Regions from separate parts of the Homo sapiens genome. Here all the other regions are linked to region 1. The links are chromatin contacts, found by Hi-C or POLR2A ChIA-PET in ENCODE. All regions are on one chromosome and are shown on one strand. Each heading gives the region's core, a stretch centred on a gene start or an enhancer-like site at or near the end of the contact. The rest is flanking DNA. Distances are from core to core; before and after follow the strand shown. Region 1 holds the start of SMARCA4 (SWI/SNF related BAF chromatin remodeling complex subunit ATPase 4). Region 2 holds the start of RAVER1 (ribonucleoprotein, PTB binding 1). Region 3 holds the start of FDX2-ZGLP1 (FDX2-ZGLP1 readthrough). Region 4 holds the start of DNMT1 (DNA methyltransferase 1). Region 5 holds the start of PPAN-P2RY11 (PPAN-P2RY11 readthrough). Region 6 holds the start of ZNF627 (zinc finger protein 627). Region 7 holds the start of ICAM1 (intercellular adhesion molecule 1).

The links. Hi-C counts contacts between places; a loop is a spot of excess contacts on that map. ChIA-PET counts read pairs that join two places held with the same protein, here RNA polymerase II (POLR2A). Pooled maps may share reads with other maps.
Region 2: a loop to region 1 is called in a map of CD8-positive, alpha-beta T cell, with 14 times the contacts of the local background. The contact joins the promoter of RAVER1 here to the promoter of SMARCA4 in region 1. A Hi-C loop is called at or near these places in 2 of 168 maps with a recorded cell type or tissue (CD8-positive, alpha-beta T cell and naive thymus-derived CD4-positive, alpha-beta T cell) and 8 of 50 pooled maps. POLR2A ChIA-PET finds 5 or more read pairs at or near these places in 2 of 52 experiments (HEK293T and naive thymus-derived CD8-positive, alpha-beta T cell).
Region 3: a loop to region 1 is called in a pooled map, with 1.9 times the contacts of the local background. The contact joins the promoter of FDX2-ZGLP1 here to the promoter of SMARCA4 in region 1. A Hi-C loop is called at or near these places in 1 of 50 pooled maps. POLR2A ChIA-PET finds 5 or more read pairs at or near these places in 3 of 52 experiments (OCI-LY7, activated CD4-positive, alpha-beta T cell and naive thymus-derived CD8-positive, alpha-beta T cell).
Region 4: a loop to region 1 is called in a pooled map, with 5 times the contacts of the local background. The contact joins the promoter of DNMT1 here to the promoter of SMARCA4 in region 1. A Hi-C loop is called at or near these places in 4 of 50 pooled maps. POLR2A ChIA-PET finds 5 or more read pairs at or near these places in 2 of 52 experiments (H1 and activated T-cell).
Region 5: a loop to region 1 is called in a pooled map, with 5 times the contacts of the local background. The contact joins the promoter of PPAN-P2RY11 here to the promoter of SMARCA4 in region 1. A Hi-C loop is called at or near these places in 1 of 168 maps with a recorded cell type or tissue (CD8-positive, alpha-beta T cell), 1 of 37 single-sample maps with no recorded cell type and 7 of 50 pooled maps.
Region 6: a pooled map shows a loop between it and region 1 (7-fold over the local background). The contact joins the promoter of ZNF627 here to the promoter of SMARCA4 in region 1. A Hi-C loop is called at or near these places in 1 of 37 single-sample maps with no recorded cell type and 7 of 50 pooled maps. POLR2A ChIA-PET finds 5 or more read pairs at or near these places in 2 of 52 experiments (GM12878 and activated CD8-positive, alpha-beta memory T cell).
Region 7: a pooled map shows a loop between it and region 1 (4-fold over the local background). The contact joins the promoter of ICAM1 here to the promoter of SMARCA4 in region 1. A Hi-C loop is called at or near these places in 2 of 50 pooled maps. POLR2A ChIA-PET finds 5 or more read pairs at or near these places in 2 of 52 experiments (HEK293 and activated CD4-positive, alpha-beta T cell).

The regions. Positions count from the first base shown.
Region 1 is chr19:10,959,407-10,962,624 of GRCh38, reverse strand. SMARCA4 (SWI/SNF related BAF chromatin remodeling complex subunit ATPase 4) reads right to left here and starts at 1,595. Exons shown (of 35, transcript NM_003072.5): 1 at 1,451-1,595. RefSeq lists silencers at 1,228-1,287, 1,338-1,397, 1,448-1,867.
Region 2 is chr19:10,331,659-10,334,778 of GRCh38, reverse strand. It overlaps RAVER1 (ribonucleoprotein, PTB binding 1), which reads left to right and starts at 1,250. Exons shown (of 13, transcript NM_133452.3): 1 at 1,250-1,490. The coding sequence starts at 1,272. It overlaps ICAM3 (intercellular adhesion molecule 3), which reads left to right. Exons shown (of 7, transcript NM_002162.5): 5 at 1-251; 6 at 371-619; 7 at 720-1,003. The coding sequence ends at 922. RefSeq lists enhancers at 1-225, 850-989, 1,230-1,449, 940-1,856, 1,857-2,773 and a silencer at 1,622-1,845.
Region 3 is chr19:10,314,611-10,317,453 of GRCh38, reverse strand. It overlaps FDX2-ZGLP1 (FDX2-ZGLP1 readthrough), which reads left to right and starts at 1,439. Exons shown (of 9, transcript NR_176052.1): 1 at 1,439-1,602; 2 at 1,695-1,749; 3 at 1,901-2,068. FDX2 (ferredoxin 2) reads left to right here and starts at 1,439. Exons shown (of 5, transcript NM_001397406.1): 1 at 1,439-1,602; 2 at 1,695-1,749; 3 at 1,962-2,068. The coding sequence starts at 1,458. RAVER1 (ribonucleoprotein, PTB binding 1) reads left to right here. Exons shown (of 13, transcript NM_133452.3): 13 at 1-1,242. RefSeq lists silencers at 360-551, 1,685-1,804.
Region 4 is chr19:10,193,418-10,196,326 of GRCh38, reverse strand. DNMT1 (DNA methyltransferase 1) reads left to right here and starts at 1,374. Exons shown (of 41, transcript NM_001130823.3): 1 at 1,374-1,507. The coding sequence starts at 1,428. RefSeq lists an enhancer at 941-1,170 and a silencer at 1,431-1,670.
Region 5 is chr19:10,104,537-10,107,651 of GRCh38, reverse strand. It overlaps PPAN-P2RY11 (PPAN-P2RY11 readthrough), which reads right to left and starts at 1,290. Exons shown (of 13, transcript NM_001198690.2): 1 at 1,240-1,290; 2 at 981-1,151; 3 at 46-147. The coding sequence starts at 1,257. PPAN (peter pan homolog) reads right to left here and starts at 1,290. Exons shown (of 12, transcript NM_020230.7): 1 at 1,240-1,290; 2 at 981-1,151; 3 at 46-147. The coding sequence starts at 1,257. It overlaps SNORD105 (small nucleolar RNA, C/D box 105), which reads right to left and starts at 1; the gene lies at 1. It also overlaps a transcript of ANGPTL6 not described here. RefSeq lists a silencer at 1,094-1,143 and enhancers at 1,364-1,413, 1,010-1,653.
Region 6 is chr19:11,596,032-11,599,182 of GRCh38, reverse strand. ZNF627 (zinc finger protein 627) reads right to left here and starts at 1,700. Exons shown (of 4, transcript NM_145295.4): 1 at 1,553-1,700. The coding sequence starts at 1,555. RefSeq lists silencers at 1,306-1,445, 1,786-1,915 and enhancers at 1,596-1,675, 763-1,761.
Region 7 is chr19:10,269,636-10,272,750 of GRCh38, reverse strand. ICAM1 (intercellular adhesion molecule 1) reads right to left here and starts at 1,631. Exons shown (of 7, transcript NM_000201.3): 1 at 1,525-1,631. The coding sequence starts at 1,591. The region is part of intron 1 of LIMASI (lncRNA inflammatory and mucous response associated, antisense to ICAM1); the gene reads left to right. RefSeq lists enhancers at 830-1,069, 1,980-2,069.

The DNA.
Region 1 (3,218 bases), core at 346-2,845:
GTTACAGTGAGCGGAGATTGGGACTCTGAACTCCAGCCTGGGCGACAGGCAAGACTCTGCCTCAAAAACAAAATACAATCCTACACACCCTCCCTGATTTTGAGGCCCCCTCTTCCAAGCAGCCCCCGTGATCTCTGGCTACCACCGATCCCCTGCCTGTCCGCTGTGTCCCTCTCACAGTGCAGGTTCAGAGCAATAAACGATAGGCCAAGAGAGTTTGTTCCCACATTTACCACCCGCTCCCCTCCAAGACTGCAGAGGCTCCAGGATCCAACCCCCGACCATCCAACACTTAGTAGGGCCTCAAGAAGTTATCTGCTGAACAATGAGGGAGATTGGACCAGACAATTACAATAGTGCTTCCCGCTTGCGAGGAACCATTTTACAGGCTTTCACCAATTCCATTTGGGAGATTACCCCCTTTCACAAAGGAGCTTTCACAAAGGAGGAAAACTAAGAGGTTCAGAGAGGTTAAGCCACTTCCCTAAAGTGACAGTGTGCTAAGTGACTGACAGCACCAGGAATCAAGCTTGAATGCAGCCTATCAATCCAAACTGAAAACTTGCTTCAAATTCCTGCGAAGCGGCTTTTCCGCTTATTCCCTTGCTACTTTCCCCAAGGAGTCACTGACCAAAAAAAAAAAAAAAAAAAATCAAGACTGGTATCTTCAAGATCGGGACAAAACACTCGCCCAAAAGGTCCACGTTGAAAATAAAAGCCTTAATCTGAAAAACCAATTGGGAAGGAGAAAAAAGGATGCAAAAGAAAAGCAATGCTTTTACACAGCAAAGGATTTCCTCCGTGCTCCCCTACTTGCCGCCGACCCCATCCCCAACCCCAATTCGGGCAAACATTTTGAAGTCACTAACTGCAAGGCATCGGGGGAGTCCTTTACCTTTCCTTGAAAATCTGGAATGACACGTTTTTAAGACAATTTGAGGTCGGCTAGCCCAAGGGGACCGCTAATGCCCGTGTCCGGCCGACGCCGGACATATCTGGAGGTTTGGCTGAGCCCCGATCGCAGCTTCGCCAAAAACGCAACATTCGGGTCGGACCCGTTACCACGCAGCCAGAAAAGCCCCAACGCCTGCCTATTGTTGCAGCCGCTGTAATTGGGAGGGCGACTGTAGGGGTGCCGGGCGAGGGGGGCGAGCTTTGTCCGGCGACCCCGGCGAGAGCGCGCGCGGAGAGGATCGCGCGGCCTCCACGCGGCCCGGGCCCCCCACCCACCCCGCCGCTCCGCGGGGGCCGCCGCTGCCACGGCCTCGCGACACTGTGGCCTTCCCCACGCGCGCGGCTGCCGGCTGGGCTTCTTGACCCTCGGGCGCCGCCGTACCCCGGCCCCGCACAGGGCGCGCCGGCAGCCCCCTCCCCCCTCGGCGCCCCGGCTCCATTCAAACCGCCCTCCCCGGCCCCGCGCCGCGCTGCCCCCGCGGCCCGCGTTCCTTACCAGGAGCCGCCGGCGCCGTCGACTTCCCGGCGCCTCCCCCGCCCCTCCGCGCGGGGCCGGGGGCAGAATGGGCGTCTCGCTTCTCTTCACGAAACAAAGAAGCCGCCGCCGCCGCCAAACGAGGGGAAGCCTCGCGCGCGCGCCCGCCCGCCTCGGCCACCGCCCCCCCTTCACACACACGCGCGCCACCCGCGCCCCCGCTGCGCGCGCGCTCGCCGGCTCCCCTCCCCCTCAGCACCGCGGCGGCCTCTCCAGCTTCCGCCGCCTGCCCGGCCTCGTGCGCGCGCCAGCCCGCCCTTCCGCTCCCGGCGCGCGTGCGCGCCCGTCCCTGGGCGGACGGGGGTGGGCGTGGCCCGGAGGAAGCACGCGCGTCCGATGCACCGCCCCACTCGGGCCGCGATGGCCCCGCGCCTGCGCACGCTTCGCCTTCTGCACGCCTCGCGTCTTGACGCCCCGGAGCATGCGCAGAGCGGACGCCACTGCGGCGGCGGTGGCGGCGGCCGCGGTGACGATGGGGCAACTGGAGAATGGGATCCCGGTGGCCGTGGGGTCCGTGGGGAAAGGAGGTCCCTGAGGCTCGGAAATAGGAACCCTGGACCGTAGGACGGGCCGCCTGGACCAAGACCGGGCAGTGGTTTCCCGCGGGCCAAGGGCGCGCCTGGGAACCGCTTTGATCCCTGACCTGGGGCGGCGAGGCCTATTTGGGGAGGCAAGGCGGGGCCCGACCGTGGCCGCCTTCTCTGCAAAACTTCCCAAGTGCCATTAATTAGCTTAGCAAATATTTATTGATCTGCTACTGTGTCCCAGCCGCCGTGGAGCCCTCGGTCTAGTGGGGAAGGAGGACAAGAAGCAAGATTAATAAGCAAAATAGTGCAGTATGAGAGGCCGGACTTGGTGGCTCACGCCTGTAATCCAGCACTTTGGGAGGCCGAGGCGGCCGGATCACCTGAGGTCGGGAGTTAGAAACGAGCCTGACCACCATGGTGAAACCCGTCTCTATTAAAAATACAAAAATTAGCCGGGCGCGGTAGCTCATGCCTGTAATCCCAGCACTTAGGGAGGCCTAGGCTGGTGGATCATGAGGTCAGGAGATGAGACTATCCTGGCTAACACGGTGAAACCCCGTCTTTACTAAAAATACAAAAAATTAGCCGGGCGTGGTGGCACACGCCTGTAGTCACAGCTACTCGGGAGGCTGAGGCAGGAGAATCGCTTGAGCCCAGGAGGTGGAGATTGTAGTGAGCCGAGATCGTACTATTGCACTCCAGCCTGGGCAACAAGAGTGAAATTCCGTCTCAAAAAAAATAAATAGTACAGTGTGAGGTGAACACTGGGAGGATCATGGACATTTTAAATAGGGCAGCCACGGAAGTCGTCGTTGCAAAGAACACGTTTGAATGCATACAGGCTGGTGGTGAAAGAGAGAAACCTTCCTCCGAGAGTGAAGGCCCTGAGCCTCTTGGCCTCTTCTGTGTGTTTTCTTTTTTGTGTGTTTGTTTGTTTGTTTGTTTGTTTGTTTGTTTGTTTTGAGACGGAGTCTTACTCCATTGCCCAGGCTGGAGTGAGGTGGCACGATCTCAGCTCACTGCAACTTCTGCCTCCCAGATTCAAGCGATTCTCCTGCCTCAGCCTCCCGAGTAACTGGGACTACAGGCGTCCGCCACCACGCCCGGCTAATTTTTGTATTTTTAGTTGAGACAGAGTTTCACCATGTTGGCCAGGCTGGTTTTTAACTCCTGACCTCAAGTGATCCGCCCACCTCAGCCTC
Region 2 (3,120 bases), core at 1-2,500, 630 kb after region 1:
CCTAGGACCCATTGTGAACCTCAGCGAGCCCACCGCCCATGAGGGGTCCACAGTGACCGTGAGTTGCATGGCTGGGGCTCGAGTCCAGGTCACGCTGGACGGAGTTCCGGCCGCGGCCCCGGGGCAGCCAGCTCAACTTCAGCTAAATGCTACCGAGAGTGACGACGGACGCAGCTTCTTCTGCAGTGCCACTCTCGAGGTGGACGGCGAGTTCTTGCACAGGAACAGTAGCGTCCAGCTGCGAGTCCTGTGTGAGTCGGTCACCCTGACCTTTAATCCCTCCACCCCTGCCCTGGAAAGATTAGACGCTCCTCTGCACCACTGTGCCTCGGGTGTGTTGGGTGTCTGATCACACATGGTGGTTCCACAGATGGTCCCAAAATTGACCGAGCCACATGCCCCCAGCACTTGAAATGGAAAGATAAAACGAGACACGTCCTGCAGTGCCAAGCCAGGGGCAACCCGTACCCCGAGCTGCGGTGTTTGAAGGAAGGCTCCAGCCGGGAGGTGCCGGTGGGGATCCCGTTCTTCGTCAACGTAACACATAATGGTACTTATCAGTGCCAAGCGTCCAGCTCACGAGGCAAATACACCCTGGTCGTGGTGATGGACATTGAGGGTGAGCTAACACGGGGCTGCGGGTCTGGACCGGTAAGCCGGGGGGCGGGGGGGTTGGAGACAGAAGGGACGCATATTGACTTAGCGCTTTCTCTGCACAGCTGGGAGCTCCCACTTTGTCCCCGTCTTCGTGGCGGTGTTACTGACCCTGGGCGTGGTGACTATCGTACTGGCCTTAATGTACGTCTTCAGGGAGCACCAACGGAGCGGCAGTTACCATGTTAGGGAGGAGAGCACCTATCTGCCCCTCACGTCTATGCAGCCGACAGAAGCAATGGGGGAAGAACCGTCCAGAGCTGAGTGACGCTGGGATCCGGGATCAAAGTTGGCGGGGGCTTGGCTGTGCCCTCAGATTCCGCACCAATAAAGCCTTCAAACTCCCTAATCTGTGGTTTGATTCCACCCGCGCTGCAAGTCTCTCCCACCCAGGTGCACATCCACTGAGTAGCGTCGCTGCGACGGAAGGGGGCGGGGCCTGTGGCGCGCAGACGCAGCTTGAACTCTTGAGAGGTGGGCTGGGGCTTAGCCAACGGGGCAAGGGGGGCGGGAAGGAGGTGGGGTTTCTCCCAGCCAATCGACGGGCGCGCCCTCGTTGCCGCTCTATGCCGCTCCGCCCCGGCTCGCTGGTCCCAGAAGGCGCCGGGTTTCCCAAGATGGCGGCGGACGTGTCCGTTACTCACCGGCCCCCGCTGAGCCCTAAGTCTGGGGCCGAAGTCGAAGCCGGCGATGCCGCGGAGCGCCGGGCGCCGGAAGAAGAGCTGCCGCCTCTAGATCCAGAAGAGATCCGGAAACGCCTGGAACACACCGAGCGCCAGTTCCGTAACCGCCGCAAGATACTGATCCGGGGCCTCCCGGGGGACGTGACCAACCAGGTATTGGGGGGGGCGGTGTAGGAGCGTGGCGGGAAATACCACGGTGCGCGTGCGCGGGGGGAACCGGGCGACACCAACGCTGAGGTGCGCGGGGGTCGTTGGCGGGGGCGCCCAAGCACCGGATCCACGCGGGATCGGGAGAGACCAAGAGCGGGACGTGGGGGGGCGATGATGAAAGGGGAAACCGACTGCGAAGTGAGGGAGGGCGTTGCTAGGGGCGACCACAGGCTTGGGCGACACCAAGTGATGGAAGCGGGCGGGGAATGGAAGGGGGCGGACAGCTTTGGTCCTGTTGGGGAATTGTGAATGGGCTGGTACATTGGACCACCAGTTGCCCCCTGCTTGGATGATGCTTTTCTCCACCCACTCTACCACAGGGTGGCGGGACCTCACATCCAGAAGTTTCAGGACTGCGGAGAGTACGCCCCTCCATATCACGCGTTTATTCACTGCTCTCAGAGATAAATCCGGAAGTTAACAGCAGCCCCTGGGTCTCAGCCCCCAAAACCTCAGGATTAATTTGGGAAAATGGGGTCTTCTGCCACCAGCCTACAGACCTACAGGAAGGAAGCGAGGCCTGTGTTCTATGGAGCCCCTCGTGGCTAATCTTCCTGCTAGGAGTGCCCTTCTCATGGGGCCAGCATGGGGCAGCGCTTCCCAATGCTCTTTGGACCCAGGGAAATGGCATCTATACTGCCCTGCCCTATGGCGGTGAAATAGGTTCTCGCTTCCTGCTGCTGAGATTCCCTGCTCTCCGGCCCACCAGCACACCGGGTGGGCACGTGGCTAGTGGAACCCCAGGGATGTTGGGAGGGGCTGAATTTGGGGACAGATCGGGACAGGGATCATTAAGGATGGTCAGGTTTCTTTCTGGGTCTTCCTCTCAGTGTCTGCAGTCTCTCAGCTGGGAACACATTGTCTCTCCTGCAAGATGCACAGTGTGTCTGGTCCCAGCAGGCGCCAGCACTTTGCCTTCAAAGCTGGCTTGAGAGGCTGGGCATGGTGGCTCATCCCTTTAATCCCAGCACTTTGAGAGGCTGAGGCAAGAGGCTGTATTGAGCCCAAGGGTTCGAGACTAGCCTGGGCGGTATAGTGAAACCCTCATCTCTACAAAAAATTTTTAAAAATTAGCCAGGCATGGTGGTGCGTGCCTGTAGTCCCAGCTACGCAGGAGGCTGAGGTGGGAGGATCACTTGAGCCTAGGAGGTTGAGGCTGCAGTGAGCTATGATTGTGCTACTACACTCTAGCCTAGGTGACAGAACAAGACACTATCTCTAAAAAAAAGAAAAATAAATGAGCTGGCTTGGAAGAGGGCAGCTTTATCAGCAGGAGGAAATTGGGAGGCATGTGAACCCACACAACGTGGGGCTTACTAGAAGGTGGGCTCCCCAGTCAGGTACCCATGGGTGGCTGCGCTGCCCAACTGCATGGCCTCCAGCAGATCTCTTCACTTCTCCTAGCCTAAGTTTTCTCATATACAACATGAGTTTGTTAATACTTCACTTACAGAGTTGTTGGAAACAGTGAATCTTGCAAAAGGAGGTTCATGCAGGTTAAATGGCTTCCCTAAAGGCATACTCTTTTTTTTTTTTTTTTTTTTTTTGAGACGGAGTCTCACTCTGTCGCCAG
Region 3 (2,843 bases), core at 190-2,689, 650 kb after region 1:
GTGGCTGGCACCAGAGATAACTCAAGGGCCTGCACCAAATCGCTTTTGGGTTTTCTGATGTTTTGTTTTGTGTTTTTTTTAAACCATTTTCTCTCTTTCGGTAATAGAAAAATCTCTGAAAGACTTTACTGACCAATCAGCCGGAGCCCCAGGAGCCCAAGGGGTGTGGGGGAGTCTGGAGGCCTCATTATGTCTCTGGCTTGCTCCCCACGCTGAAACCCTGCAGCCTTAAGAGAGAGGGGCCCCGGCCTGCTCTCCCTCCCTCCCCCCATCTCCTCCTCCGCTGTGCCCGTCTCTCCGGAGCCCTCCTGCCTCATTGCTCCTGTAATTTTGGCCTTTCGAGTGCCTTGGAGGTTTCCCTGACCTCCCGTGAAGATACAGAGACTGTCTCCTTTTTTTTTAACTTTGACAACTGACTTCTGTTTCCTTTTCTAAGTTTTATTTTTCAAACCACCCCGGACAGCCCCCAGCTCTGATTCCTTCAAGGCCCGGCCTGTCCGGGCCACCATTCCACACCTTGCGGTTTGAAACAGCTGTTTTTCCCACATTTGCTGCAGGCATGGCTGTCTCCTGCCCCTGCCTGCCCATCTGGCCTATACCCCAGCCGTGGGGCCCGGGGTCCCTGCCGCAGCCCCCTCCCCTTCTGATGCCTTAAAAGCTGGGCCCCAGGCCCTGCTGGCCAGAGCCACAGATGCCAAGCTCTGGGAGCTTGACTATGGACCAAACAGCTCTGGCCTAGGGATTGGGCCACCCTACCCAGGATCTCCACCCTGGGGACAGTAGAAGGGGAAAGCCTTCATCTTGGCGAACCGGCCCCACCACCCCCTCCTACCCGGGCCTCCGTGCAGAGATGGGCTTTCTCTGCCAGTCCCCTGCTGTCTGTCTGTGGGAGTCGGACATTGTGCCCATCTCCCGGAGCCTCTGCTGTCACTCGCTTGTTGAAGATGAATTCTTGAATTCTGCCTGCCCACCCCCGGCCAGATCCCTGGAGCTGGCCTCCTTCCAGCCCAGTGCCAGAAACCAGCACTCCATGAAGATAAACTCTGGGCCCGCCCACCAGCAGGACCTGTCGACCTGAGGTGACCCTGGGCCTTGCCCCCAGCCAACTGGGCCACCAGCTTCCCTCCCTTGACTCTGGGGGTCCACATCCACTCCAAGGGGACTATTCCCCCGACCCCACCCCAGTCTCCCCACACGGACCTTTGCTGAATTAAAGTTTGTAAGTAAATGGTTTTAAAGAAATCAGAGTTGGCTGGTTCTTGGGACAAACAGTGGGCTTGAGTGGGAGGTCTGGGATGGCCCCGCGGGTTTACCTGAGATGGATTCCGCCCTGCTCTTCCCACCTGGTCACCGCAGGCCCTAAGCAAACATCTGCGCTTATGTTCCATTGATTATGGGCTTTCCCTCGCCTCCCTGGCGCGGCGCATGCTCAGTCGGTGAGTCACGTGATGCATGTCATGGCCGCCTCCATGGCCCGGGGAGGCGTGAGTGCCAGGGTTCTACTGCAGGCTGCCAGGGGCACCTGGTGGAACAGACCTGGGGGCACTTCCGGGTCGGGGGAGGGGGTGGCGCTGGGGACAACCAGAAAGTTTCAAGCGACAGGTACCTGGGGCGCCCGGGGCGGGCAGCGTTAATCCGTCAGATGCCGGCGGGGCGGGGCTCGGCGCAGCCGCTCACCGAACCGTGTTTTCCAGGCTCGCGCCCGGCTGGAGAGGAGGACGCGGGCGGCCCGGAGCGGCCCGGGGACGTGTGAGTGCAGGGGGCCAAGTCCCCCATTCCTCATCCCACGGAATTCCTCTGGTCCCCATCTTGCCCTGTAGCTTCATCTCGAGGTCCCCCTTCTGCTTTGCCCTATTCAGTACCTGTGCGTCAAGCCTCAATTCCTACTTCCTAACCCTAGATTCTACCCGGGCCCTGAGCCCATCATCCAGTTCGGCATTCGCACTTCCATCTGTCCCCAGGGTGAACGTGGTGTTCGTAGACCGCTCAGGCCAGCGGATCCCAGTGAGTGGCAGAGTCGGGGACAATGTTCTTCACCTGGCCCAGCGCCACGGGGTGGACCTGGAAGGTAGGAACCGGGCAGAGGGAATTAAGGAGGTCCTTATACATTTGTCCAAAAAAAAAAAAAAAAAAACCCACAAATTAGGTGTGTCTCTTCACGTCTTTTTCCCACCAAATATGGACTAAAATCCAAACCCCTCACCATGGCCTCATCTGTTGCCAAGCTCTTATTTGTTAAGCATTTATTAGAGATCACTAGGACTCCTGGCTCCCAGGATTTTGTGTTCTCTTCCCCCTTCCTCCCTGTATTCTAGCCACATTGGCTTTCTTTTTGTTGTTGTTGTTTTGAGATGGAGTTTCACTCTTGTTGCCCAGGCTGGAGTGCAATGGCTTACTGCACCTCAGCTCACTGCAACCTCCACCTCCCGGGTTCAAGCGTTTCTCCTGCCCCAGCCTCCAGACTAGCTGGGATTACAGGCGCCCACCACCAAGCCCAGCTAATTTTTGTATTTTTAGTAGAGACGGGGTTTCACCACATTGGCCAGGCTGGTCTCAAACTCCTGAAAGGTGATCCACCCGCCTCAGCCTCCCAAAATGCTGGGATTACAGGCATGAGCCACCGCGCCCAGCCCACACTGGCTTTCTTGTGGTTCCTCAAACAACCAAGCTCATTCCTGCTTCGGGGCCTTTACATTTGCTGTTCCCTCTGTCTGAAGTGCTTTCCCAGCAAACATTCTGGCTCTTTCTCATCCTTCAGACCTCAGTGTAAATGTCATGTCCCTAACAATCCCATTCCCCTCAGCCCAGCTGAAGTACCCATGCCCTAGTTACTCTGTCTTATC
Region 4 (2,909 bases), core at 125-2,624, 770 kb after region 1:
AGCCTGGCCAACATGGTGAAACCCTGTCTCTACCACCGAAGATACAAAAATTAGCCAGGCGTGGTGGAGTACGCCTGTAATCCCAGCCTACTAGGGAGGCTGAGGCATGAGAATCGCTTGAACCTGGGAGGCAGAGGTTGCAGTGAGCCAAGATCTCACCACTGCACGCCAGCCGGGGTGACAGAGTGAGGCAGGGTCTTACCCTGTCGCCCAGGCAGGAGTCCAGTGGCCCAATCATGGCTCATTGCAGCCTACACTGCCAGGGTTCAAGCCATCCTCCCACCTCAGCCTCCCAAGTAGCTAGGATTACAGGTGTGTGTCACCATGCCCAGCAAATCTTTGTATTTTTTGTAGAGATGGGGTATCCCTATGTTGCTCAGGCTGGTCTTGAACTCCTAACCTCAAGCGATCCTCCCACCTGGGCCTCTCAAAGCACTGGGATTACAGGCGTGAGCCACTGCGCCTGACATGGTGCTTCTTAATTTATTCTTACTTTTTATTTTTATTTTTTTGAGACAAGGTCTTGCTCTGTCTCCCAGGCTGGAATGTAGTGGTACAATCATGGCTCACTGCAACCTCTGCCTCTCCGGTTCAAGTGATCTTCCTGCCTCAACCTCTGGAGTAGTTTGGACTATGGGCACATGCCACAACGACTAGCTAATTTTTGTTTTTCTTTTTTTCTTTCTTTCTTTCTTTCTTTTTTTTTTTTTTTGAGATGCAGTTTCTCTATGTTACCTAGGCTGGTCTAAAACTCCTGGGCTCAAGCGATCCTCCCACCCTGGCCTCCCAAAGTGCTGGGATGACAGGCGTGAGCCACGTGGTGCTTAAAAAAGGCAACAAAAAACCCCCCACACACTGGGTATAGAAGTGGCATGGGCCTCTATACACTGTGAGATTCTTGGTACTAGCTACAAATTCTGTGTATACTCAAGATTTTCTAGAGTAGGTGCAATTACCCCGTTTTACAGATGAGGACACAGAGGCTGAGCCGTAGTGACCCACCTAAGGTCGTATAGCCAGCAAATAGATGGAGGTTGGATTGGAACTGAGGACTTTACTCAAGGGCTCTCACAAACCCTTGGGGGCTTCTCGCTGCTTTATCCCCATCACACCTGAAAGAATGAATGAATGAATGCCTCGGGCACCGTGCCCACCTCCCAGCAAACCGTGGAGCTTGGACGAGCCCACTGCTCCGCGTGGGGGGGGTGTGTGCCCGCCTTGCGCATGCGTGTTCCCTGGGCATGGCCGGCTCCGTTCCATCCTTCTGCACAGGGTATCGCCTCTCTCCGTTTGGTACATCCCCTCCTCCCCCACGCCCGGACTGGGGTGGTAGACGCCGCCTCCGCTCATCGCCCCTCCCCATCGGTTTCCGCGCGAAAAGCCGGGGCGCCTGCGCTGCCGCCGCCGCGTCTGCTGAAGCCTCCGAGATGCCGGCGCGTACCGCCCCAGCCCGGGTGCCCACACTGGCCGTCCCGGCCATCTCGCTGCCCGACGATGTCCGCAGGCGGTAGGTACCATGGGGGGGAACACGGACTCAGGGGGACAGGCAGGGCGCTGGGTGGGGGGTCGCTTCCCCTCGGGGTGGCCGGTGGCCGCTGCTGACAGACGGGCGCGCATGCGTGGGGTGGTGCGGCGCGCAGCGGCAGTTGGCGCGGGCAGGGTGGCACTTCCGGTCGCGCGTGCCCGGGCTGTTTGGCGCCAAAATGGACCGTGGATTCCCCCGTAGCTCCCTGGTGGCTAGAAACTAGGCGGGGTGGGGGTTCTCTTTTGATCCCCAAATACAGCAAGCTTTGGGTTCGTTTCCGGGGTCCCCTTCTTCAAGCAGCGGTGGGCCGGGCTCTTGACTCCAGCTTGGTCGCACAGGAAGTGGGCAGCCCGCGGCCAACGGACACCCCTCGGGCACCGGCACTTCGGCCTCCACTTCCGGTGTCCGGCCCGGTCCCCGGGGGCGCTTCTGTGGTGGGGGGTCCCTCAGTGCCTTTCCCCCAAAGCTGTGCATCTCGATGGCGGCCTCCAGAGACGGATGTCACCCGTCGGGGCCTGGGCTGGGCTGGCTCATGTTCGAGAGCCCAGCCTTCCGTGGGGTACTCATTCTGTCAGTTGGGACTGTGTGGTTCTTGCTCCTTGGGAAAGTCCATGTTTTGGCAGGAACTTTAACCGTGCATTGCAGCGCAGGGCCCGGGAAGCGTGAAGGCTGCATGGTTGGTCTTTTCCTGTAAATCTGTGCCTGTGAGCCGTGGGCATCAGGGAAGTCTTGCTAATGAGAACTGGCTACACTTTCGTGTGTGTTTGTGTGTGTTCATGGGTGTGTTCTTTAGTGTGTGTCTAATGTTGGAGGCCCTGGCTTTAGCAGTTCATGCCTCTGTCCAACTTCCGTGCACAAGGATCAGTGGGAGCACTGGTCCCAGCCCCTTGTTCATGAACGCCATCAGTTCATTCCTGAAAACTTGTTCAAGTGAGGTGTGCGTGAGTCAGAGGAACCCTCACCAGGCGTGGACACTTCCAGCTGGATTTGTGAAAGCACTCTTTGCCATTTTTCTATTTCCTTAGGCTTGTTAACTGACCTGGTTGGGCCAGTCCGGTTCTGATTTGGGTCTTTGGGGAGGGATGGATATTTGGTTCAACCCCCGCTTTTTTTCTTTTCTTTTTTTTTTTTTTTTTGAAGGCTGGGTGCTGTGGCTTATGCCTGTAATCCCAGCAATTTGGGAGGCAGTGGCGGACGAATCTCTTGAGCCAGGAGTTTGAGACCAGCCTGGGCAACAAGGCAAAACCCCATGTCTACTAAAAATACAAAAATTAGCCTGGAGTAGTGCCGTGCGCCTGTGGTCCCAACTACTCAACAGACTAAGGTGGGAGTATCACTTGAGCCCCAGAGGTTGAGGCTGTGTGTAGCGAGCTGAGATCGCGCT
Region 5 (3,115 bases), core at 41-2,540, 850 kb after region 1:
GAAGGGGGGGTCTGGGGGAGATGAAGGGTGAGGGCGTCTACTCACAAAGTAGACATTGGTCTCTGTTTTGCTCAGGATCAGAAAGTGTGTGACCCCGAGGGGCCCAGCCACTGCCACGCAGTCCTTCAGCGAGTTCTTCTTACGAACCTGGAAATGACAAAAAGAAAAAAAGAAAACATAGCTTATCCCTTGTTGTGACAACTATAAGCTGACGGTGCAGATCCTGTTATGGTCTGTCTTGCATCTGACCCTTTCAACAAGCCCAGAGGAGCAAAAGGATCTTAGCCTTTAGAGTCAGTCGGACGCAGATTTGAGTTCTAACTCTGTCTCTTGCTCACAGCGCATCTTCCCATTGACAAATGAGCGAACTCAGGCCCAGAGAGGTTAAGTAACTTGCATCAGATACTGGGGAGAAGTCAGTTTCCAACCCTGCTTTGCTGCCTCCAGATTCTAGTCTTTTTTTTTCTAACACGGTCTCCTCCGGTCGCCCAGACTGGAGTGAAGTGGCACGATCCCGATTCACTACAGCCTTAATTTCCTGGGCTCAAGGAATCCTCCCACCTCAGCCTCCCGAGTAGCCGGGACTACAGGCACGCAACACCATATCCGACTAATTTTTCTATTTTTTGTAAAGACGGGGTTTCACCATGCTGCTCAGGCTGGTCTCGAATTCCTGGGCTCAAGTGATCCTCCCGCATCAGCATCCCCAAATGCTGGGAATACAGGCATGAGCCACCACGCCCGGCTCCAGATTCCAGTCTTAACTGTCAGGCTTAGGCGACTATCTATCTCCCAAGCTGCGCGCCCTCACTCCAGCCCAGCAAAAGCCCTGAAAGGCAGAAATGATGCTCCCCATGAGGGTCTTTTTTTCCAGCTGGGGAGACTTAAGTCCTCCCACAGTTTTACAGCGGGAGCCATTACTGCAGCTACGAAGACTAGGCCGAGGGTGGGTGGAGGCGGGCTGGGGGTGGGGTACAAACCTGCAGACGGCTGGCAGTGAGCGGCTCCATGACCCGCCGCACGTCCAGGCTGAGCTGCCGGATGTTGCGACCCGTGCAGCCTCGCGTGAACACGAACGAGTGCGGGTTCGCGGCATAGGCCTCGAGGTTGCGGAGCTGCGCCTGGGCGCGGGCGCGCTTCTGGTGCCGGGACTGCGGCGACGAGAGACAAAGGGTCAGCGCCGCGACCTCGGCCGGGACCCCACCTGCGCCACCTGCCTCCCAAGCTGCCGGGCCTTACCCTCCCTGACTGTCCCATGCTGCTGTGTCCTCCACGAGGCCTCCTGCGTCCGCCGCTTCCGGCGCTGCGCAGCTCACTTCCGGCGCCTGAGAGCCGGCACGGCGTGGGACGACATCAGGCGGGCCTGCGCACTAGGTGGCCTCTGGGAGCGGGGAGGGGCAATCAGATGGAGCGGTTGCTATGGAGACACGGGTGCCTGTTTCTAGGGAGACCGGGGCGGGGCTACGCGGCTCCGGGCTGCAGAGAAACGAATCCGCCGGTTCGAATCCCGCTTCGGCCCATTTCCTCCAGCTGGGCTAAAACCACTTTCTGCATTCCGAGGCTCCTAAAATATCCCAAAGTAAGGCTGATAATGTCCCCCGGGCCCACGAATTAGGAGCGACCATGTATGCACAATGTTGGGCGCTCTGGCGCCAAGTACTTGGGGAGAAGCCACCGGAGGGAATGACTGTGGCAATCATTCACTTTAGTCTCGCAACTCCTCTGGGCCAGCTGTCCTCCCCGGGTACCCCTGTCTGCAGACAGGCTGAGGGATGGAAACTCCACATCACCTTCTGGAAACTCAGGGCAAGGCGGGCGTTTCGTGAATAACTCGCCCCCTCCTTCTTTCCGCTCAAAGCCTCAGTCTTGGCCTCAGGCCTCTGGCTTCTTCCCCAAAACCTTGCAGTGGGGGAAAGGGACACCCCCTCACTGGGCTGAACATTACTCTCTCCTCCCCCATCGGCCTCCTCTCCCTCCTTGCTCTCTCTGGCACCCCAATTCTTCCTCCTCTCCCCCAGATGTGTCTCCCCTCCCCCTCGTCTTCCCCCTGTCTCTTTCTCCCTCTTGTAACTTTGTCTCTGTCATCAGTTGTCTCTTTCATCATTTATAACTGAAGATGGAAACTAAAGAAGTTTCCTTTCTCTGTGTCTGGCCCCATCCCTGTTTCTTTCTTCTCATCTGCCTCCCTGTGGTCTCTCCCCATCTTCCCATCTCTCTCTGTCTCTCCCCATCTCCCCGTCTCTCCCTTTCTCTGCCATCTCCCTATGTCTCTCCCATCTCCCTATGCCTCTCCCATCTCCATCTGTCTGACTCTCTGTATTCTTCAGCCCCTCTCTGTGACTTATGAAGTTCCCTCCCTCTCTACTGCCAATGGGGAAGCCAGAGGGGGCTGAGGGTGGGGGGCCGAGGGGCCCAGTGTGGGGGCCCCAACCCAGGCCCAGAGCCCAGCCTGGCAGCCTCTCTCAGATCTGGGACGACCATTTCCTTTTTCAACCCTGGAGTCCACTCGAGTTACTCGGGAGCTCAGGATGGTGCAGACCAGGGGAAGGAGGTGACTCTCCCGGCGTGTGGCTGGTCGTCGGTGGGGCCTTTGGACAGGTCTCAGACCCTGGGCCTGGGCTCTGTGGGGCTCTATGTGAGTTTCTTTGTACCCCTGGGAAATGACTGCATGGTTACTTCCCCCAGTTCCGTCCTCGTGTGATTTGACTTGTGTGAAAATGTGACCGAGTGTGTGGGAGACAGACGGTGACCTCTGTGGTGCGGTGGATAGGTTTCCGGGTGTCAACTGTGTGTACCTGTTTTGTATCTGTGCACTACTGTGTGATCACAAGAACCAGGATGTGGACAAGCCTGACACACAGATAAAGACCCACTCAGCCCACCCCATTTCCCTTTAAGTTGTGATGTGTGTGTGACCATATTTGGAACATACAGTTGTTGCCTGAAACTGTTATGTTTCCAGCTGTGTCTTTTTAAAAATTTTTTTTAATCAATGAGATATCCTTTATTTATGAAAGCATAGTTCCAATGCAGAAGTCAAGCTTTATGGTTATATATTAGGATAGGTTCAGATCCAATATGACAATGTTTAGCACTAACTTTAACATGTTAAAGC
Region 6 (3,151 bases), core at 451-2,950, 640 kb before region 1:
TACCAGACCCTTCAACAGATCTGGCTGCTGTGGGCATCCTGTGTCAGCCCAAACAGCCCTGAAGCCCAGGACCAGGAAAGGAGGATGCTCTGAAGACATATCACAGTTTAAAGTTTCCAAAGGGGAACCCCAACCCAAAGACACTGTTTTTTGTTTTTTTTATTTTAGGGTCCGGGTCTCACTATGTTGCTCAGGCTGGTCTCAAACTCCTGGCCTCAGGTGATCCTCCCGCCTTGGCCTCCCAAAGTGTTGGGATTACAGACATGAGCCATGGCACCAGGCCAACCAAAAGACATTCTGAGAACATCCCTGTGCCTAGGAGAGAGAAAAGGAGAAGAGGCACAAAGGTTTTTTCACAGCAGGGTCTCATACATGTATTCTCTGCTTTCCTCTCCTGTGAAATGTTCAGAAACAGAAAGCAAATATTTTTAAAAGACCAATCGATTGCTCCTTGAAAAAATAATACAAATTAATTAGTTTGAAATGTGCAATAAAGGACAAAGAGTTGATAATGTCGTGACTGGAGTTACCTTTTGGGAATATGGTGAAAGAAGTGGTATCAAGAATTATTTGCAAGCGCCAGAGGAGTCAGGCTAGGGGAACAAGGTCAAGGATTTGGGACCCTGTCCCCCTGGGGAGTGTTAAAATAATTAATTTGGAGACAATTAGAGGGCTGTGGCTATGGTGTCCTGGTTTCCTACCCAAGGAAACAGAAATCTAAGTCGAATGAAATTCTTTTATTTGATTTTATATTTTAAAAATTTGTAGTAGTTTTTTGGTCTCAGTCTGAATATGTTCATTTAAAAAAAATTAACAGAGATGGGGTCTCGCTATATTGCGAGGCTGATCTTCAACTCCTGGGCCCAAGCGATCCTCCTGTCTTGGCCTCCAAAAGCGCTGCGATTACAGGCGTGAGCCACCGCGCTCCAGCCTCAAATGAAATTCTTATAAATTACCAGTTTATAAGGAAATAAAATTTAGGGTTAATAAACCACAACCACCAATCCACCTCTGACTACATAAGCAGAAAATGTCCACCTAGATAGAGCAAATAAGGCGACTGCATAACTGTCACCAACCAAGTACTGAATTTGGTTCGCTTCCTCCTGCACCTTACAGCCTTTCCTTCCATTCCCTCCAACGGATCCCCAAGCCACAAACCACGACCGGGAGCTTCTCCATCGATGAGCCGCTGTTTGCTCAAATAAACTCTAAATTTTTAACGGGAGAAAGGCGGGACTGTGGGGGGCGGCCACAGACCGCAGCTCCTGCAACACGAACCACATCCGAGGAGGGATACCCCCATGACCCTCCCGCGGCCCCCGCACCATGTGGGGAGACGCGGGGCTGCGGGGCCGCAGGCGTCGCGCAGGGACGGGACAGGACGACCGGGGTCCCAGCTCCTGGCCCAGCCCCACCTTGCGGCCGAGGGAACTCGGGTCCCAGACCCCGGAGTCGCCGCAGGGAGGCCTAGGTCCCTCCACAGCCGGTTCCGGCCGGTTCCAACCAGCCCCTCCCCCAGGTCTGGGGACGCCTGACCCCTCACACGCACCATTTCTCGGCTTCCAGGTGTCCCGGCGTCCTCCCTACGACTCCCGCGACCTGTACAGGTCACGGCGCGACAGAGGCTGCGGCGGAGACACCTTGGGCCTCTCGGAGAAACGGAGACGCGAGCCCGGGTGGGGACGGTCGCCAGAAACAAAGGCTCCGTAGGGAGGCGCAGGCCCTGCCCTCCTCTCCCGGGCCCATCTGAATGGACAGTTGGCAGGGCCCCGCCCCAGCGCCCCTGATTGGATAGGGTGACATACCCCGCCCCCTAAGGCCTGAGTGACGTAGGAAGCCATGGAAACGTGGCTGTGCGTAGCAGTGTTGACTGGTTCTAGCCACTGCGCCTCTCAGGCCGAGTTTCCTCCCTGCACCCAGCCCGAGGGATATTTGAGGGTTTGTTTTGGTTTTTTTTTTTTTTTTTTTTTGAGACGGAGTTTCGCTTTTGTCGCCCAGGCTGGAGTGCAGTGGCGCGATCTCAGCTCACTGCAATCTCTGCCTCCCGGGTTCAAGCGATTCTCGTGCCTCAGCCTCCCGAGTAGCTGAATTACAGGCACCCGCCACCACGCCTGGCTAATTTTTGTATTTTTCGTAGAGACGGGGTTTCGCCATGTTACCGAGGCTGGTCTCTAACTCCTGACCTCAAGTGATACGCCCACCTCAGCCTCCCAAAGTGCTGGGATTACAGGCGTGAGCCACCACGCGTGGCCTTGTTTTGGTTTCCTTCCTTCCTTCCTTCCTTCCTTCCTTCCTTCCTTCCTTCCTTCCATCCTCCCTCCCTCCCTCCTTTCTTTTTTTTCTTTCAGGGTCTTGCTCTGTCACCCAGGCTGGACTGCAGTGGCATGATCTCGGCTCACTCCAGCCCCAATCTCCCGGGCTCAAACGATCCTCCTGCCTCAGCCTCCCTAGTAGCTGGGACCAAAGTCACGCCCCACCACACTCTGCTAATTTTATTTTGTTGTTGGTGCTGTGTGTGTGACGGGGGTGGGGTGGGTTAGATGGGGTCTCACTATGTTGACCAGGCTGGTCGTGAATTCCTGGGCTCAAGTGATCCTCCTGCCTAGGCCTCCCCAGGTGCTGGGATTACAAATGTGAGCCACCGTGCCCGGCCAATATTTGCATTTAATGCAGAGCTTGCTTCTAGCTTGCCAGAGTAGGCACTGTCTTCTTCTGGCACTCCATGAGCTCTTCCTTCTAATTCCTTCCGGACACAAGGTCACCAGTATGTGCAGGGAACTCCACACTCACTGTGACATGGAGCAATCGCCTTGCCTCAGAACGGGAGGGAGCCCAGGCTAGGCCAGGGAGGACAGGAAGAGGAGGAAGGGCCTGATGTTCCGGGAAACGGGCATTTGGGATGAGGCGTGCCAAGGCTTCCTCCCATACCCTCCGGTCCCTGAAAAAACATCTATACGTGGAAAAAAAAGTAGAAATAACTGAGGTGAGAGGAAGGATGCTCTCTGATGAAGTGATGTGGGATGAGACCCAAAGTAATGTATTAGTATTAAAAGGCAGGTTGGGCTGGGTGCGATGGAGCACGCCTGTAATCTAGCACTTTGGGAGGCCGAGGCAGGCGGATCACCTGAGGTCGGGAGTTCGGAACATG
Region 7 (3,115 bases), core at 382-2,881, 690 kb after region 1:
TCCTGGCTAACACAGTGATTAGCCGGGTGTGATGGCACATGCCTGTAGTCCCAGCTACTCAGGGAGGCTGAGGCAGGAGAATCGTTTGAACCTGGGAGGCAGAGGTTGCAGTGAGCCGAGATCACGCCACTGCACTCCAGCCTGGGCGACAGAGTGAGACTCCGTCTCAAAAAAAAAAAAAAAAAAAAAAGAAAAGAAAAGAAAGAAAGAAGGGGCTTATTTGGATCAGGTCCCTCAGATTCTGCTGCCTCCGAAGGTGGGAAAAAATGTCTGAGCCCAGCACTGCCTCACTCAAAGATTCCTGTCTCAGATTTGTTCTATCTTGGATGGGGGTGTGAGGACACTGGCTCCATACATTCTCCAAGGGAGATTCTGGGACCATTCCCATTTCATAGAGAGAAATGGTTACTCAGCTAGAAAGCAGTGCGATCTGGGTCTGAGTCCGGATCAGAACGCTTTGTTTTTTGAGACAGAATCTCGCTATGTCTCCCAGGCTGGAGTGCAGTGGCACAATCTTGGTTCACTGCAACCTCAGCCTCGTGGGCTTAAGGGATTTTCCTCCCTCAGCCTCCCGAGCAGCTGGGATCACAGGCGCCCACCACCATGCCAGCTAATTTTTGTATTTTTAGTAGAGACGGGATGTTGCCATGTTGGCCAGGCTGGTCTCAAACTCCTGACCTTAAGTGATTCGCCCGCCTGGGGCTCCTAAAGTGTTGGGATTACTGGCATGAACTACCGTGCTGGCCTGGATCTCAGGCTTTGTTGAGCTGTTAACCAAGCTGTCAATCTCCCACCCTCCTGGTTCCCCAAACTTACACCACCATGAAAGACCCTCTGACCCCTTCCCTCTTCCCTAGCTGGGCTGGAGCTGGGGGAGGGTGTGCTGGGGCGTCCCACTTCTCAGCTTTGGGCCACGGATAAGTCAGCTCTGGAATTCCCCCAAGTAGAAGCAGCCCTGGACTTCCCCAGGGGCAGAGAGGATGAGGAACAGAATATACATCTTGAGGGGGGTGGGGGTCCCTTAAGCCTTGTTGGGTTGGCACAGAGCCAAGTTCCCAAACCATCATGATCGAGTCCTGGGGCCAGGTGCTGCGCTGGGCCAAGATACCCTGCCAGGTGGCCGCTATAACGTTTCCCGTTTTACAGCTGAGAAACTGTAAGAGACGCAATCTAGCCAAGCAAGGCGGTGGTTCACACCTCTCATCCCAGCTACTCGGGAGGCTGAGGCAGGAGGTAAGGCTAGACCCCCGGAGTTCAAGACCGGCCTGGGCAACAAAACGAGGCCCGCCCCTCCCCTCCATCTCCAACCCCCTACCCTTTTTTAAAGCTGCAATCTATAGCCCAAGGCCACACGTGGAGGTATGCAGGGTCTGGATTCGAACCTACTGGCTGTTGCCTTTCAATCGCTGTCTCTAGCCCCTCCTTCCCATAAACAGCTACCTAAGCATGCATGACCTGACCCGGGAGCCGGTCCTCCCGGGGCTTCGGAGAACTGGCCCGACGGCAATCCCCACCCCGACTCACCTGGGAACAGAGCCCCGAGCAGGACCAGGAGTGCGGGCAGCGCGGGCCGGGGGCTGCTGGGAGCCATAGCGAGGCTGAGGTTGCAACTCTGAGTAGCAGAGGAGCTCAGCGTCGACTGGGGCGCGTGATCCTTTATAGCGCTAGCCACCTGGGGGCCAAGGGGCGGTGCTGCTTTCCCGGAAACCTCGCGCCTTCCCCTCCGGAACAAATGCTGCAGTTATTTCCGGACTGACAGGGTGCCCGGGCCGAGAGGGTCATCCTCCCTCGCTGGCCGCTTCAGCTCCGGAATTTCCAAGCTAAAGCAATCGGGCGGCGGTGGCAGGGCGATGACCCCGGGGGCTGCTCCCGGCCTCCACGCCTCCCGTTTCCCGGCCAGGCTAAGCTTGAATCACGGTCTACACCGCGCTAAGCGGTTTATTAAGTACTTTTAAATACTGCCAACTTCCCCGGAGAGTGGAGACTGTTATTGTGTCCATTTCACAAAGCGGTAAACTGAGACTCCAGGCTGCGAGGGGGTCCGAACTCAAGTCCTCCCTCTCCAGCTTACGCAGGCCTCTTTAATCGAGTGGATGAGCCCCCTGCCTGGGTGGGGGCCCAGGAATCCTCCCCGGGCTCCCTCCACTGAGGGATGCCCCTCCCCCTAGGTCACGTCCACACCTAGCTGACACGGGCATTTCTCGAGAAGCGGCCAGAGCAGAGCCAGGCACCTCCCGGCGACCGCTAACCGTGGGAGTGACGAAGCGCGGTCTCACCACGTCCGGGGAAATCGGCGTCCTCTCTCTACACCCGAGGGCACTCACCCCGGCGGCCTCCTCGCTTCCCCTTTCGGCCTTGGCCGCGGAGGCGTCTTTACAGCTCCCAGAAAAAGGAAGGAAGCTGCGTGATCCCTACGCGCCGAGCCCCTCCGCTGGCGTCCCAGGCTCCGCGGGGAAACTGAGGCAGCTAGCTTGGATCTTGACGAGGGAGGGGAGGGGGACGCTCGAAATCCCTGCCTGTCGCTGGGAAACTGAGGCAGCAGCCCCCAGGCGCAGAGGCGAGGCAGGGAGAAGGGGCGCTCGAACCCCTGCCCTACGCGCGAGGCTCCGGCAACTCGAACCCAGGCTCATGCACTAAATATGAGCGGGTGTTTGCTTGGCCACCGCCTGTGCGTGTGACCCCAAGACTCGACATCCACCACGTCGAGGCTGGGTACTCTTAAGTCTCCGAGCACCAAGCCGCGCCGCCTAAGGCTTTCCTGTTGTGGGGCGCGCGCGGCGTCGCCATGGAGATCTCCGAGGGGCCAGGGAGGTCGCGCAGCAGAAGGGGAAGCGAAGGGTCCCCGGACGCGCAGGCCCTTCCTATCGGGGAAGGGGGCTGCGAGTCACTGGCCATCCAGAGACGCATATTTCCCCCGCCTCGGTCATTCCCAAGGAATTTCCACGGGGATATTTTTTTCTTGGGGGGCTGAGGAGTTCTGAATTCCCGCCCCGGAACGGCCTGAGCAAAGTCACAGGGTGGGACGGGGGACGCCCCTGGTCCTCAGAAGGCCTGGGAAAATCCTGCGCCACGGGTTCTTCCTCGGGCGGGTTCCACTGAGCTCTTGCCCCGGCCC